Regions from separate parts of the Homo sapiens genome. Here region 2 is linked to region 1. Evidence: chromatin loops called from intact Hi-C (ENCODE). Cell type or tissue: heart right ventricle. All regions are shown on one strand. Links, peaks and the distances in the headings refer to the core of each region. The heading gives the core; the rest is flanking DNA. Region 1 overlaps CCDC62 (coiled-coil domain containing 62). Region 2 overlaps HIP1R (huntingtin interacting protein 1 related).

Evidence for each region. Hi-C counts contacts between places; a loop is a spot of excess contacts. Peaks named below come from ENCODE experiments on the same cell type or tissue, not always from the same donor. Only the 100,000 strongest peaks of a DNase experiment are listed, where the experiment ranks them.
Region 2: a loop joins it to region 1, with 2.2 times the contacts of the local background. A loop is called at or near these places in 50 of 110 quality-filtered maps.

What each region holds. Positions count from the first base shown.
Region 1 is chr12:122,790,156-122,797,055 of GRCh38, reverse strand. It overlaps CCDC62 (coiled-coil domain containing 62), which reads right to left. Exons shown (of 13, transcript NM_201435.5): 6 at 4,935-5,036. Among named protein-coding and RNA genes, the nearest start is that of CCDC62, 19 kb to the right of the region's middle. RefSeq lists a silencer at 1,108-1,308 and an enhancer at 6,600-6,900. In heart right ventricle, for the core only: a CTCF peak has its summit at 3,224 (motif pointing left); no DNase peak of the experiment used is centred there.
Region 2 is chr12:122,846,421-122,853,320 of GRCh38, reverse strand. HIP1R (huntingtin interacting protein 1 related) reads right to left here. Exons shown (of 32, transcript NM_003959.3): 2 at 5,227-5,290; 3 at 4,713-4,855; 4 at 4,469-4,525; 5 at 3,366-3,446; 6 at 2,410-2,486; 7 at 2,024-2,085. Among named protein-coding and RNA genes, the nearest start is that of HIP1R, 14 kb to the right of the region's middle. In heart right ventricle, for the core only: no CTCF peak of the experiment used is centred there; a DNase peak (open chromatin) is centred at 3,722.

The DNA.
Region 1 (6,900 bases), core at 2,184-4,683:
AAATACAAATTTAGCCGGGTGTGGTGGTGCCTGCCTGTGGTCCAGCTACTTGGGAGGCTGAGGCAGGAAAATCATTTGAACCTGGGAGGTGGAAGTTGCAGTGAGCAGAGATTGCGCCACTGCACTCCAGCCTGGATGACAAAGTGAGGACTTTGTCTTAAAAAAAAAAAAAAAAAAAGAAGAAGTGATTTGTAGATTCAGGGATTATTTGTCTTTCCTTTTGTGGGGAGATAGAATAAGGATGATTTCCAAATCTCTATACTTAATACATATTACTTCAATTATTTATTTAAAAATTTTAAAAGATAAAATATTTTTAAAAATAGAGATGGGGGTCTCACTATGTTGCCCAAGCTGGTCTTGAACTCCTGTGTTTCACCATGTTAGCCAGGTTGGTCTCGAACTCCTGGCCTCATGTGATCTACCCGCCTCAGCCTCCCAAAATGCTGGGATTACAGGCATGAGCCACCATGCCCGGCCAAAACTGAGACATTTTAACAGTGGAAGTGATATCCGTAGTGCATCTGACTCCGTGGGTCTCAATTCTACATGCCTTTCATGTTAACAGCATCCAAGCAGGGTTTAAATAAACCTGTTTTGTTATATTTCCTAATGTTTAAATAAACCTGTTTTGTTATATTTCCAGCTACTTTGGAGGCTGAGGTGGGAAGATTGCTTGAGCCCAGGAGTTTGAGACCAGCCTGAGTCAACACAGCAAGACACTGTCTCTTAAAAAAAATAAATAAATACTTGTTTTGGATACAGCATGGTCCCTAAACAAAAGCCAACTACTTTACCTGGCCCTCAGAGTAATTTTAAATATATCTGAATGTTGGCCAGTGGGGTTGTCGGGGGGCGGTGGGGGAGGGCAGGTGGTCAAAGAAAAAAAAAATATATGTATATTTGAATGTTGCCTTAATCTCTGATTTCAGAATAATCTACTTTTGCATAAGAGGCAATGCCAATGTAAATATAAATGTTTCCCTAGTCCAGATAGTTTTCTCCATGGCTGGGTTTAGCTGAGAGATCAAAGTGGATTGGGTCTGACTATTTTCACAAGTTGGCCACAGAAAACAGAGGTAAGGAACTCTCTGCTGCTATCTGCCTGAACAAGCAGCCTAAGCTAAAACAATGGGAAGGGACTTAGACGCCTGGAACCTGCTGAATTCTGATCAAGACTCTGCCTTTTACCGCCTGGGAGACCTGAGGCAGACACTCAGTCTATAAGAGCTCACCTACAGGACTGTCAGGACCCACAGAAATGTAAACTAGTATCATTGTTCTCTTTGCAAACTCCTTACTCCTAGTTATGTACAAGCAAAACATGTCCCTCAGCCTATGTAAAAGAACACGCCTGTAATCCCAGCACTTTGGGAGGCCAAGGTGGGCAGATCATGAGGTCAGGAAATCAAGACCATCCTGGCTAACACGGTGAAACCCCATCTCTACTAAAAAATACAAAAAATTAGCTGGGCATGGTGGCGGGCGCCTGTAGTCCCAGCTACTCGGGAGGCTGAGGCAGGAGAATGGCATGAACCCAGGAGGCTGAGCTTGCAGTGAGCCGCGAACACACCACTGCACTCCAGCCTGGGCGACAGCGAGACTCCGTCTCAAAAAAAAAAAGAACTGCATTTTCTACAAGTTTTAAACTTAAAAGTAAAACTTTAAGACATCTTCCAACTTCAAATAAAACATGGTAACATCTGACTGGGTGCGGTGGCTCACACCTGTAATCCTAACACTTTGGGAGGCCGAGGCGGGTGGATTGTCTGAGCTCAAGAGTTCGAGACCAGCCTGGGCAACACAATGAAACCACGTCTCTACTAAAGTACAAAAAATTAGCCAGGTGTCGTGACGTGTGCCTGCAGTCCCAGCTACTCCGGAGGCTGAGGCATGAGAATTGCTTGAACCCAGGAGGCGGAAGTTGAAGTGAGACAAGATCGCACCACTACACTCCAGCCTAGGCGACAGACCAAGACTCCATCTCCGAAAAAAAACAAAAACAAAAAAAATCGTGACATTTAGCCATAGCACTTGACGGCATATTATCATGTTATGCCCTTTAAAAATTCTTTTTTGGGCTTAAGCCAAGCACGATGGCTCATGCCTATAATCTTAGTACTTTGGGAGGCCAAGGCAGGAGGATTATCTGAGGCTAGGAGTTCAAGACCAGCAGCCTGGGCCACATAGCGAGACCCTGCCTCTACTAAAAATAAATAAAATAAAATAAAATTAGCTAGGTGTGATGACACATGCCTGTAGTCCCAGCAACTCAGGAGGCTGAGGTGGCAGGATCACTTGAACCCAGACAGTCGAGGCTGCAGTGAGCTATGATTGCACCACTGCACTCCAGGCTGGGCAACAGAGCAAGACCCTGTCTCTACTAAATAAATAAATTCTTTTGTAGGCTTTGTTCACTTTTATAATTGAAACATGCAAATCTATCAATTGTCTATATTTTGAAAAAGAAGAATAAAACATACAAAAATTGTTTTCAGACAATGGTGTGAGATTGTCTTTAGTTAAGAAGATGTTTAAGGAATCAATTTAGGATGACAGGCATGGTGGCTCATGCCTGTAATCCCAACGCTTTGGGGCTTTGGGAGGCAGAGGTAGGAGGATCTCTTGAGCCCAGCAGTTCCAGACCAGACTGGGCAACATAGTGGAACCTCATCCATACAAAAAATTTAAAAATTAGGCATGTGTGATGGCATGTGCCTGTGGTCCCACCTACCTGGGAGGCTGAGGTGGGAGGATCACTTGAGCCTCAGAGTTTGAGGCTGCAGTGAGCTGCGATTGTACCACTGCACTCCAGCCTGGGTAAAGAAATCTGCTTAGTATATGATAAAAATATTTCACAAAATCGATTTATTATAATATTAGCTAACAAATTCCATGTATTTTACTTAGTAATACATAGTAGAGTGCATGGGTAAAAAGTGATTAATCAAAAAGAAAAGAGACTAACGTATCCTTTAAGCTTTGTTCTTTCCTTTGACCTCCCATAGCATTTTATGCATAGCATTTGTATAGTAGTGAATTCTGTGGGCCTGTGAGCTTCTGAGCATATCGCAGGGCACCTGGCGTACAAATGCTGGTCCAAGGACTGTTTGAATGCAACTGTAAAGCTACAAATATGTGATATCTTTAGCAGCGTTAACGGGTTATCACTACTTGCAGATGCAGCAATCCTAGAAATGGTGAAAATAGTGACCTCTAGTGGCAGAATACCACACTTTCACCCCGATCTTTAATCACAAGAGATTAAAATTAAGAATTCCATTTCACTTAAAACTTCTTAGGTCGGGCATGGTGGCTCGCACCTGTAATCCCAGCATTTTGAGAGGCCGAGGCAAGGGGATCGCTTGATCCCAGGAGCTAGAGACCAGCCTGGGCAACATAGTGAGACCCCTTCTCTGCAAAAAAATTAAAAATTTAGCCAGGCTACTAGGAAGGCCAAGGCGGGAGGATTCCTTGAGTCCAGGAGTTTGAGGCTGTGATGAGCCTCAATTTTTTCCCATTAATTTACAGACAAACTGCATTCCATTCCCTGCCATATTCCTTACCTACCCCCAGTATCTCAGAGTTTCCACTGGTGAAGGCCTACTTCTCCACTCCCAACTGAGAATGACTGACATAGAGAGCTTGTTGACATCCCTGCCAGCCAAGATGATTCTACTGGGCTTTCTTTTCAGTGGTTTGTGTTAGGAAAGTCATTGATTTAGAGGTAAAGTTCCGAAGAGAAAATCATATGAACACTTTTTGGTCTACTGATACCTACCCTCAGTCCCCCTTTTACTAGGGGTACACATTCATTAAAAAACCCCTACTCTGAGCACCCATACAACCATTCTGTTTTTCGCTTTCAGTAAATTACATGATATATTCAACAATTTATTATAAAACAGCCTTTGTGTGAGATGATTTCGTCCAAATGCAGGCTAATGCGAGTGTTCTGTGCATGTTTAAGGCAGGCTAGGCTGAGCTATGCTGGTGGCTGGGTTGGCTTCATTAAATGCATTTTTGACTTGCGAGGGGTTTATCAGAATGTAACCCTGTAAGTCAAGGAGCATCTATGTTATGTTTTTAGTAAGAAGCAGAGTCACACGCTTAAGCTGGAAGGGAGAATAGCTCATTTTACAGAAGAGGAAATAGTGACTGGGAACGGGATGGCAGCATTAACACTCGCTGCTTGGTCCACCATCGGTCCCACAAAGGGTGTTAAAAACAAACAAAAAGGCCTGGCGTGATGGCTCATGCCTGTAATCCCAGCACTTTGCGAGGCTGAGGCGGGCGGATTATCTGAGGCCAGAGTTCGAGATCAGCCTGGCCAACATGGTGAAACCCCGTCTCTACTAAAAATATAAAAATTAGCCGGGCATGGTAGCATGCGCCTGTAATCCCAGCTACTTGGGAGGCTGAGGCAGGAGAACTGCTTGAACCTGGGAGGCAGAGGTTGCAGTGAGCCGAGATCATGCCACTGCATTCCAGCCTGGGCGACAGAGTGAGACTCTGTCTCAGAAAAAAATAAAAATAAAAAAGCCGGGCTCACGCCTGCAATCTCAGCACTTTGGAAGGCCAAGGCCCGTAGATCACTTGAGGTTAGGAGTTCAAGAAGACCAGCCTGACCAATGTGGTGAAACCCCGTCTCTACTAAATATACAAAATTTAGCCGGGCGTGGTGGCTCATACCAGTAACCCCAGCTACTAAGGAGGCTGAGGCAGGAGAATCGCTTGGGCCCGGGAGGCAGAAGTTGCAGTCAGACGAGATTGCACCACTGCACTCCAGCCTGGGTGACAGAGCAAGACCCTGTCTCAAAAAAGACCCTGTCTCAAAAAAAAAAAAAAAAAAACCATTTTGGGAGAGGTATAATTCCTTCAGCCTGTCATCATTGCAAGTCTAGGTTACAAATACATTCGATCATCTGTTTTACCAGTAAAAAGCAATTCATCGTGCAGGCAACTTTTCTCTTGCTTGAGGCGAATGATCTCTTCTCGTTGCTCATTATTTTCTGTCGTCTTTTCATTGAGGTCCTCTTCACAACAGAAGAAAAAGAAAGTCCTCAAATAAATACTAGGTTCCAGTCCTCATATACACACTATGCCTAACTCTCACATCCTCAGCGGCTCCTTCCGGTCCTGATGGATCTATAGACAAAATCTGTTTCACAGCCAACATCTCCACACCTGGCAAGGACCCCTGGTTGGAGGCTTCGCTTGCTCTCATCTGACTGACCTCCCTGCACCAGCCTTGCCTCTCCTGTGACAGCCCAGTGTACACAGAGCAATCTTTTAAAAATCAAAATCTGCCCAGCGCAGTGGCTCACGCCTATAATCCCAGCACTTTGGGAGGCCAAGGCGGACAAACCACTTGAGGCCAGGAGTTCGAGACCAGCCTGGCCAACATGGTGAAACCCCGTCTCTACTAAATATACAAAAATTAGCTGGGTGTGGTGGCACACACCTGCAATCCCAGCTACTCAGGAGCCTGAGGCAGGAAAATCGCTTGAATCCAGGTGGCAGAGGTTGCAGTGAGCTGAGATCACGCCACTGCACTCAACCTGGACAACAGAGTGAGACTCCATCTCAAAAAAAAGTAAAGTAAAATAAAAATAAAGGCCAAGTGCAGTGGCTCACACCTGTAATCCCAACACTTTGGGAGGCTGAGGCGGGTGGATCACCTGAGGTCAGGAGTTCGAAACCAGCCTGGCCAACCTGGTAAAACCCCGTCTCTACTAAAAATACAAAAATTAGCTGGGTGTGGTGGTGGGCGACTGTAATCCCAGCTACTCAGAAGGCTGAGGCAGGAGAATTGCTTGAGAGGCAGGCGGGGGTTGCAGTGAGCTGAGATCGCGCCATTGCACTCCAGCCTGGGCGACAAGAGTGAAATTCTGTCTCAAAAATAAATAAATAAATAAAACTAAAAATAAAAATCTGCTCGTGTCATTTCTCAGTGAGAAGCCTTGCTACTGCACTGAGGATGAAATCCAAATCCATTACCACAAACTGCAGAGCCCAGCATGACCTGACCTGCCCATCTCCCCACCGCCGTTCCCTCCTTTCCTTCTGTTCCTTGAGTATGTCTGTGGTATAAGAAGAAATAGATGTGGTTTTTGTCCTCTGTTCCTGGAGAACAGAGCTCCTAAAACTTGTGGAATTTCCTAAGTGACAGAAGCATCTTTTGTCATTCATGAAGAGTCAGTTGATTACACCAGACTACATGCTAACGAGGTGACTCAGGGTGGAGCTCCTACGTGGCCTCAGGATGCAGACAGCCACCAGAAACACCAAGTGAAGACAGGGCTGGAACCTGCAGTCCCACTTGTGGACCTCCAGGAAGGGGAGGGAGGGCTGGAGATTGAGCTCTATAAAAATTCCTCTTCTTTTTTTTTATTTTTTTGAGGCAGGATCTTGCTCTGTTGCCCAGGCTGAAGTGTAGTGGCCAATCTTGGCTCACTGCAACCTCCACCTCCTGGGATCAAGAAATCCTTTCACTTTGCCTCTCGAGTAGCTGGGACTACAGGATCACACCACCATGCCTGGCTAATTTTTTGTAGAGACAGGGTTCTGCCATGTTATCCAGGCTGGTCTTCTTGAAGTCCTGGCCTCAAGCAATCTGCCTGCTTTGGCCTCCCAAAGTGCTAGGATTACAGATGTGAGCCATCATGCCCAGCCACTATTTTTCTTTTCTAAAAAAAAAGTTTTAAGCTGGGTGTGGTGGCTCATGCCTGTAATCCCAGCACTTTTGGGAGGCTGAGGCAGGTGGATCACAAGCTCAGGAGTTTGAGACCAGCCTGACCAACATGATGAAACCCTGTCTCTACTAAAAATACAAAAATTAGCCGGGCATGGTGGCACCCACCTGTAATCCCAGCTACTCAGGAGGCTGAGGCAGGAGAA
Region 2 (6,900 bases), core at 2,237-4,736, 56 kb before region 1:
TGCCCCTGACACCCCCAGGGCCCGTCTCCCCTGCCCCTGACACCCCCAGGGCCCGTCTCCCCTGCCCCTGACACCCCCAGGGCCCGTCTCCCCTGCCCCTGACAATCGGGCCTTGTATCAGAACTACCAAGTGGGAGGGACAAAGGACAAACATGAGGCTGCCTCCTCCTTGGCTGGCAGCTTCTCTGGGGCAGAGAGAATGACAAAGAGCAGGCAGCTGGCCAGCACGGGAGAGCGGCCAGACAGCCCCCGCTGCACAGACCTGTGCCCTGGCCCCTCAGGTCCTGCTCCTGCCTTGCCTGTGATGGGACCACTTGCAAATCTCTGCAGTGACAGGAGAGAGCCTGGGGGGGAGGGGCAAGAAGGAAGACACAAAGTGCCGCCCCTTGCCTTTTTAAAAAAGTAATCTCTAATTACATGTCATGCTAAGTATGTTTTCCTTGCAAAAAATTACAGCACACATAAAGTACTGCTTGGATCTTCAACACGTATGTCCATGCTGTTCGGCAATCTGCTTGATTTCACACAGTAGAATGTTTTCTAGATCTTCCCGGCCATCCCAGATTCGACACATCTCTCTTCCCACCACCCTCCGTTCTCTGCTCTGCACAGACAGCGAGACGCAGCCTCTGCTGAGGCATGTTTAGGACGTTTGTGTTTCTTTGCTGTTACAGGTCCTGAGGCAGGGAAGCCCCTGTACCTGTCACCTCTGCAGATCTGGGAATTTCTCCAGCAGATGCTGGTACACCCCATTTGTGCTTCATCAACACACCAGCGTCACCAGGTGGGAAGCGTGCCTGTGAGTGTTCTCCACTTCCCTCGTGGGGCCACTGCCTGCCCACACTGGCCTTCTCCCATGCCAGGGGTAACTGGCTCCTACCTGGTGGGCTCTGTGCTGAGAGGCTCAGGCTCAGCACATCTCTGCCAGGACACAGAGCCTGGTAGCCCTGTCCTGCTGCACAGTTGGGGCCACACCTTTGGACACCTGCCCTCTGCTCTCCATGTCAGATCCTGAGCAGGCTCTTCCCAGGCACAAGGGTCCAACTCTGAGCCCACCTCCCACCCACTGGAACTGAATACCCATCAGGCTCGCCCAGCTGCACTGGCCAGACCTGGGGACTCAGGGAGGCTGCCCAAACTGCCTCTAACTCCCAATTTTCCCTTAAGGAGGCATTTGCTTCTTGCCCTCTTATGGAGAGCACTGAGTCACCCATGAGTTGTTTTGAAGCTGCCACCCAGAACAATCAGTTCTCCAGCCTGGAAGCTGAGCCCTCTGAGATTTCCTGTCCAACAGCGGCCGGGTTCCCTCGCTAGGAAGTCTGACGTGACTCAGAGGCTTTCTAGAGCAGAAAATGGCAGGACGACCCAAACCTTTCTTCCAGCTGGGCTCTGCAGATGGCCCAAGGCTGGGGCAGGAACCTGGCAAGGTGGCTCCTGTGCACACCTCCTCACCCTCCCTGTCTTGGGGCTGATGGAGTGACACTCACTGGATGGAAGAGATGGCTGAACCTGTATCCTGGATGTACCCGCTGGGGCCTGCCATGCTTTGGAGGGGCCAGGAGGCCCCATTACCTATCCCTGGAGGTGCAGGGACCCCAGGAGGGGCAGGGGCATTTCTTTTTCTTTTTTTTTTTTTTAAGACGGAGACTCACTCTGTTGCCCAGGCTGGAGTGTAGCGGCATGATCTCCGCCGCCCAGGTTCAAGTGATTCTCCTGCCTCAGCCTCCCAAGTAGCTGGGAATACAGGCGTGCGCCACCACGCCTGGCTAATTTTTATATTTTTTTAGTAGAGACAGGGTTTCACCATGTTGGCCAGGCTGGTCTTGAACCCCTGACCTCAAGCAATCTGCCTGCCTCGGCCTCCCAAAATGCTGGGATTACAGATGTGAGCCACTGCGGCTGGCCAGGGTCATTTCATAGTGATCAGTTGGTCTGATCACTCATGTCTTCTTTTTTCTTCTCGTCCCATCTCTGGGGACTTAGCAATACACTCAGACCCCCGCATCCCCTCTTTACGGCTCACCTGATTCAGAAAGCTTCAGCTCACAATCCATGTAATCAAACATCTCCACAGTGAGCTGGAAGCTACGCAAGAGAAGTGGGGGAAGAAATGAAAAAGGGTGGGTGGACCCACCCACTCGTCCTGAGACGCCCCCTCCAGTGGGGACGGGGGCACCGCCGACACCATGGCTCTGGTGAGACAGCGTGCCTCTGCCAGGACGACAGTCCTTCAAGTACACCCCACCCTTTTAACTTCACCCTCTGTCCCTGGGAGCGTGAGCATCAACCAACAAAGCCACGGACTCATTCAACCCCACTGCCCCATGCGGACGCCTGGGCGTGAGACGCGGTAGGAAGGAATGGGGAAGCCGAGGGGAACTGGCTATGTAGCCATGCAGAGTGACTCACATGTTGTTGACATCGGTCCCAGCTGCCTTCTCCAGTACCTCATCTGTCACCTCCAGGCCCGCGGGAAACTGGGGATGCTGTGGAGAGAACCCCCACCCAGCGGCCACTGAACCAGGGCCCCCCCACACCTGGCGGCCACCGAACCAGGGCTCCCCCCCACCCAGCGGCCACTGAACCAGGGCCCCCCACACCCAGCGGCCACCGAACCAGGGCCCCCCAACCCAGCGGCCACCGAACCAGGGGGCCCCCCCACCCAGCGGCCACCGAACCAGGGCCCCCCCCACCCAGTGGCCACCGAACCAGGGCCCCCCCCACCCAGCGGCCACCGAACCAGGGCCCCCCCACCCAGCAGCCACCGAACCAGGGGGCCCCCCCACCCAGCGGCCACCGAACCAGGGCCCCCCCCACCCAGCGGCCACCGAACCAGGGCCCCCCCCACCCAGCGGCCACCGAACCAGGGCCCCCCCACCCAGCAGCCACCGAACCAGGGGGCCCCCCAACCCAGCGGCCACCGAACCAGGGCCCCCCCCACCCAGCGGCCACTGAACCAGGGCCCCCCCAACCCAGCGGCCACTGAACCAGGGGGCCCCACGCTGGACCCTGCTCTTGGCAGACCCAGGCTGTGGCCCACATAGGTGGCAGAGGGCAGTGGAGGGGTTGGGAGGAGGGGAGCACCCGGCCAGCACAGCAGAGACTGAGGAAGCCCAGCGCTCATGTCCACAGAAACGCCTGGGGAAGCCCGTGCCCACGTCCACGGAAATGCCTGAAGTGTTCTAGGAGCTTCGTGATGCCCTGGCTTCCCCGTCTCCCCTTTAGTCATAGTTGGGACAAGAAGGTGAATGGAAAGACTCATGGAGAGGACAGATCCCACCCTCGATGTCCCAACATGTGCCATAACGTCACAGTGGGAAAAGCCCACGGGTCCCTCAGCCCCATGACTCCCCCGAGGAAACCACCTTGAGGTGGAAGGAGATCTTGGTCAGCAGCAGCTTGGTGTAGACATTCACCAGCTGTCCGTAGCGGTCATGCAAATGTCCCTGTGTGAAGACAGACAGGGTGAGGGGCCACGGCTCGTGAACACGTCCAAGAGTCCTCAAGGACCTGGGCACGAGAGTGACCCACCACCGGGCACTTCTTCATTCAACAAACGTCTTCTCCTGGCCTCCACCAACCACCCTCTCTGTCTCTAGCTTTTTCCCTTAATCTTCCTCCTTGTCATTCCTGCCAAAGAAACTCTTGTGAGAAGAGAGCTCTTTGTCCAGGGCGGCAGGCCAGTTCTGAGCAGGGACGCTTTATTAAAGTGCTGGTGCTGGCAGGGAGGCACGTCCCGACGGGCGCCTGGACACATCCTCCCTGCTCCCTCCTCCAGCCCCACGGCCCCTGCGGCCGGGCCAGCTGGGCCTGCATCTGCAGGTGGCACCATGGGCAGTGTTTTCCTCGCTTCAAGGGAAGTGAGTCCGGGCAGTGGTTCTGGGTTGGATAACGCCCTGGTCAGGCCTCCCTGTGGGTACCCGGTCCAGGGCCTGCCCTGCTCCTATGTCCCTGCCCAGGCAGACGAGCACCCCACAGTGCTCCAGAGAGAACCAGGCCAAGGCCCTCTGCCCACCAGGGACATCTCTAACTCCTGAGGTCTTGCAGTGCATCCAGATTGCAGGCCCCCCAGGGCTCTCAGGCCTTACTGTGTGTGTGCTCAAAATGCAGACCTCCAGTCCTGATTCTTCAGCAGCAGGTCTGGGGGAGCCCAGGAACCTGCGCCCTGCCACAGGCTCTCTAACCACCGAGGTGCCCGGGCTGTGGTCTTGCCACATTTCCCAACTCGTGAGGACTAAAGGGCCCGGGTGACTTCGACGCTGGAGGGCCCACTGGTTATGCGTGTGGAGCGCCCTGGGCCAGGCCCTCAAAGGCAGGCAGCATCTCCCCGTGCTGCCCCTCCCACTGTCGCCCCTGGGAAAACCCAGCCACCCGCAGGGAACTGCCCACAGGGAGCCACCCTTCGCTCAGCCCCACACGCTCAGGAAAGCCCCGAATGCCAGGCAGGACCTAGAATGGCTGGACCTACCCACAGGTCTCCAATCTCCCGGATGTTGCTGCGGTACCGCTGGCAGTCATGCAGCACCTGCAGCGCAGGGAATACGGGAGTGGGGGAGTGTCCAGGACCGTGTGGCAGGGCCCTGAGACACGCACTCCCCACCCGAGGCGGGAGGAACAGCCCGGAGCTACGGGGACAGGAACAGGGCCAGAGCCCGCATGTCCGCGGGACAGTGCCCCAGCTCCGGGGAGCAGAGGCAGCAGCTGCTACTCACATTGGGGTGCCCGTCTCGAAGGACCTTGTGGAGGACGTGGCAGAACTTCCAGCTGAGAATGGAGCTGCTGGGCAGCGGCAGCCCAATGGCGTAGGACCAGAAGGTGAAAGCCCCCTTCTCGTGGTGTGTGCCCAGAATGATGCCTGCAATGTCAAGGCCAAGTGTGGAAGCAGAGACTGGAGCACGGGGGCTCAGCAAACCCGGCTGAGAGAGGCCAGGGCCGCCGGAAGAGGGCCGGCCCCCAATCACGTGCCCATCAACCCCGGGTCACCAGAGCTCCAGTGTCCAGCCAAGGGGACAGGAGTTAGGGCAAGACAAGGAAATCATTGGGCCCAATGGGGGCGTTTTTGTGATGAGACTGAGATGGGAAGGAGCCAAGCTGCACAGGACCCTCCTCCCCGGGCTCAGTGAGGGAACTTGTGACCCCGGCACAGCTGACCGCAGGCCACCTGCAGCACTACGCTGCTCCCACATCCACACCCAACTCCTGGGTCCAAGAGCCGGCCAAGGATACGCCGGGCGTGCTTCTCCTTCACGGGGGCCTCCTGGGTGTTGATGGCTTTGCTGATGCTGATGGCCTGTGAGGGACAAAGGAGCAGTGTTTAGAGCCCCAGGCAGCCACCCCAGGAGACACCACCCCAAGGGGGAGAAGCACAATACTGAACAGGATTCTGCCTGGGTTCAAGGCCAGTGGAGCGATGGGGGAGACAGGAATCCCCTCAACCTAAGCTTCTGAAGGACTTCCCTGTGCCTGATCGGTGCAGCTGGAACTACAGTGAACACCAAGAGCTCCAGGAGTCAGGGGACAAGGACCAAAGCTGGGCTATGGCTCCGGGAGGCCATCCTGCCCAAAACCTGCACGACTTGACTCTCCTGGCAGATGTGGTGCCCTGAGCCCCAGGTCATGGCCCAGTGTGGTGTCCTCCGGCCCCATCTCCCCTTGGGGAAAAGCAGCTGAGACTGGAGCCCCCGGCTGGGGCCCACCTGGCCTTTGCGGCACCCCATGAAGGGTGCACATCACATTGTCCCCACTCTCCTGGGAGGCATTCCCAGGAAACTTAGGCAAAGCCCAGGGCCTGTGGCCCACTGCCCCATAGGCTGCCCCTCTCCTGGGTGGGGCCTCACCCTGTCAAACTGTGTCAAGCTCCTGCTGCCACCTGCAGCCCAGCCAGGGGCGGAGGAAGGCAGGAGTGGGGTCTGCAGCTGTCACCCGGAGCTGCGCAAGTGGCACCTTCACACTTGACCAAGGCCAGAATCTCAGCATCCCTCCCGCTCCACCTATGGCAGTCTCACCCCTCCCCCCCCGCCCCGGCTACTGCCTCCTTTTCCGAGTAGGCTTCCTGGACGTGACTGTGCTCTCGAGGAGGGCTCACGGCGGTACCATCACTACAACCCGGCCCTGGCTCCGTGGGGCATGGGGTATTTCTCATGCAGGGAACAGGTCTGCTAAACCTCTGTCCCCCACCACCAATGTTTGTGACCTGAGAAGAGCTGTCCAGGCCATGGGCGGGAGGGACAGGGCCTCGACAGATGCAGACACTGAGATGGGACACGCAGCCCCCAGCCTCAGCCAGGGCAGCTGGGCTCCTGAGCCACAGGCTGGCCTAAGCCAGGCAGGCCTTGAAGGGCAGGGAGCCGGCTTGCAGGACAGTGCAGCGCTCCTGCGCCTTCTCCCCAGACACCACTGCACTCTCCCACCCAACACCGGAGCAGAGGACATCCAATTAGGGTCTACTGTGGAATTTCCTCTGTGAGAAAAGCCAGCCCGGGAAGCTGGGGGGCCCTACCTGGTGGGACCTCAGATGGGAGCTAGGGGACTGCGGGGCTGGGCCAGGCAGCCTCTGGGCCGCCCCCGGCCCCTAGCACGATGCTGACCCCCTTTCACACACAGGGCCCATTGTACTGGACCCTCCCAGGCAGGTGTCCTGGGGCTGCCCTGAGCCCTGCTCCCTGTAGTCGGGGAGGAGCTGCGGTCCCATCTCAAGGAACCACGACCTGAGGAAATGCACAGAGGCTCTGGTGGGCCTGATCCTGAGGGCTGCCCAGCCAGTGGCCCCCAGGCCTCAGCTCCTTCCTTGAACAAACTCGTATCCACCAACTGTGAGAAGCCATGGCTGAGAGTGTCATGCCCCCAGAGGCAGAATATTGCTCACGACAGCAGCTATGATGATAAGGATCCTGAGTGCCC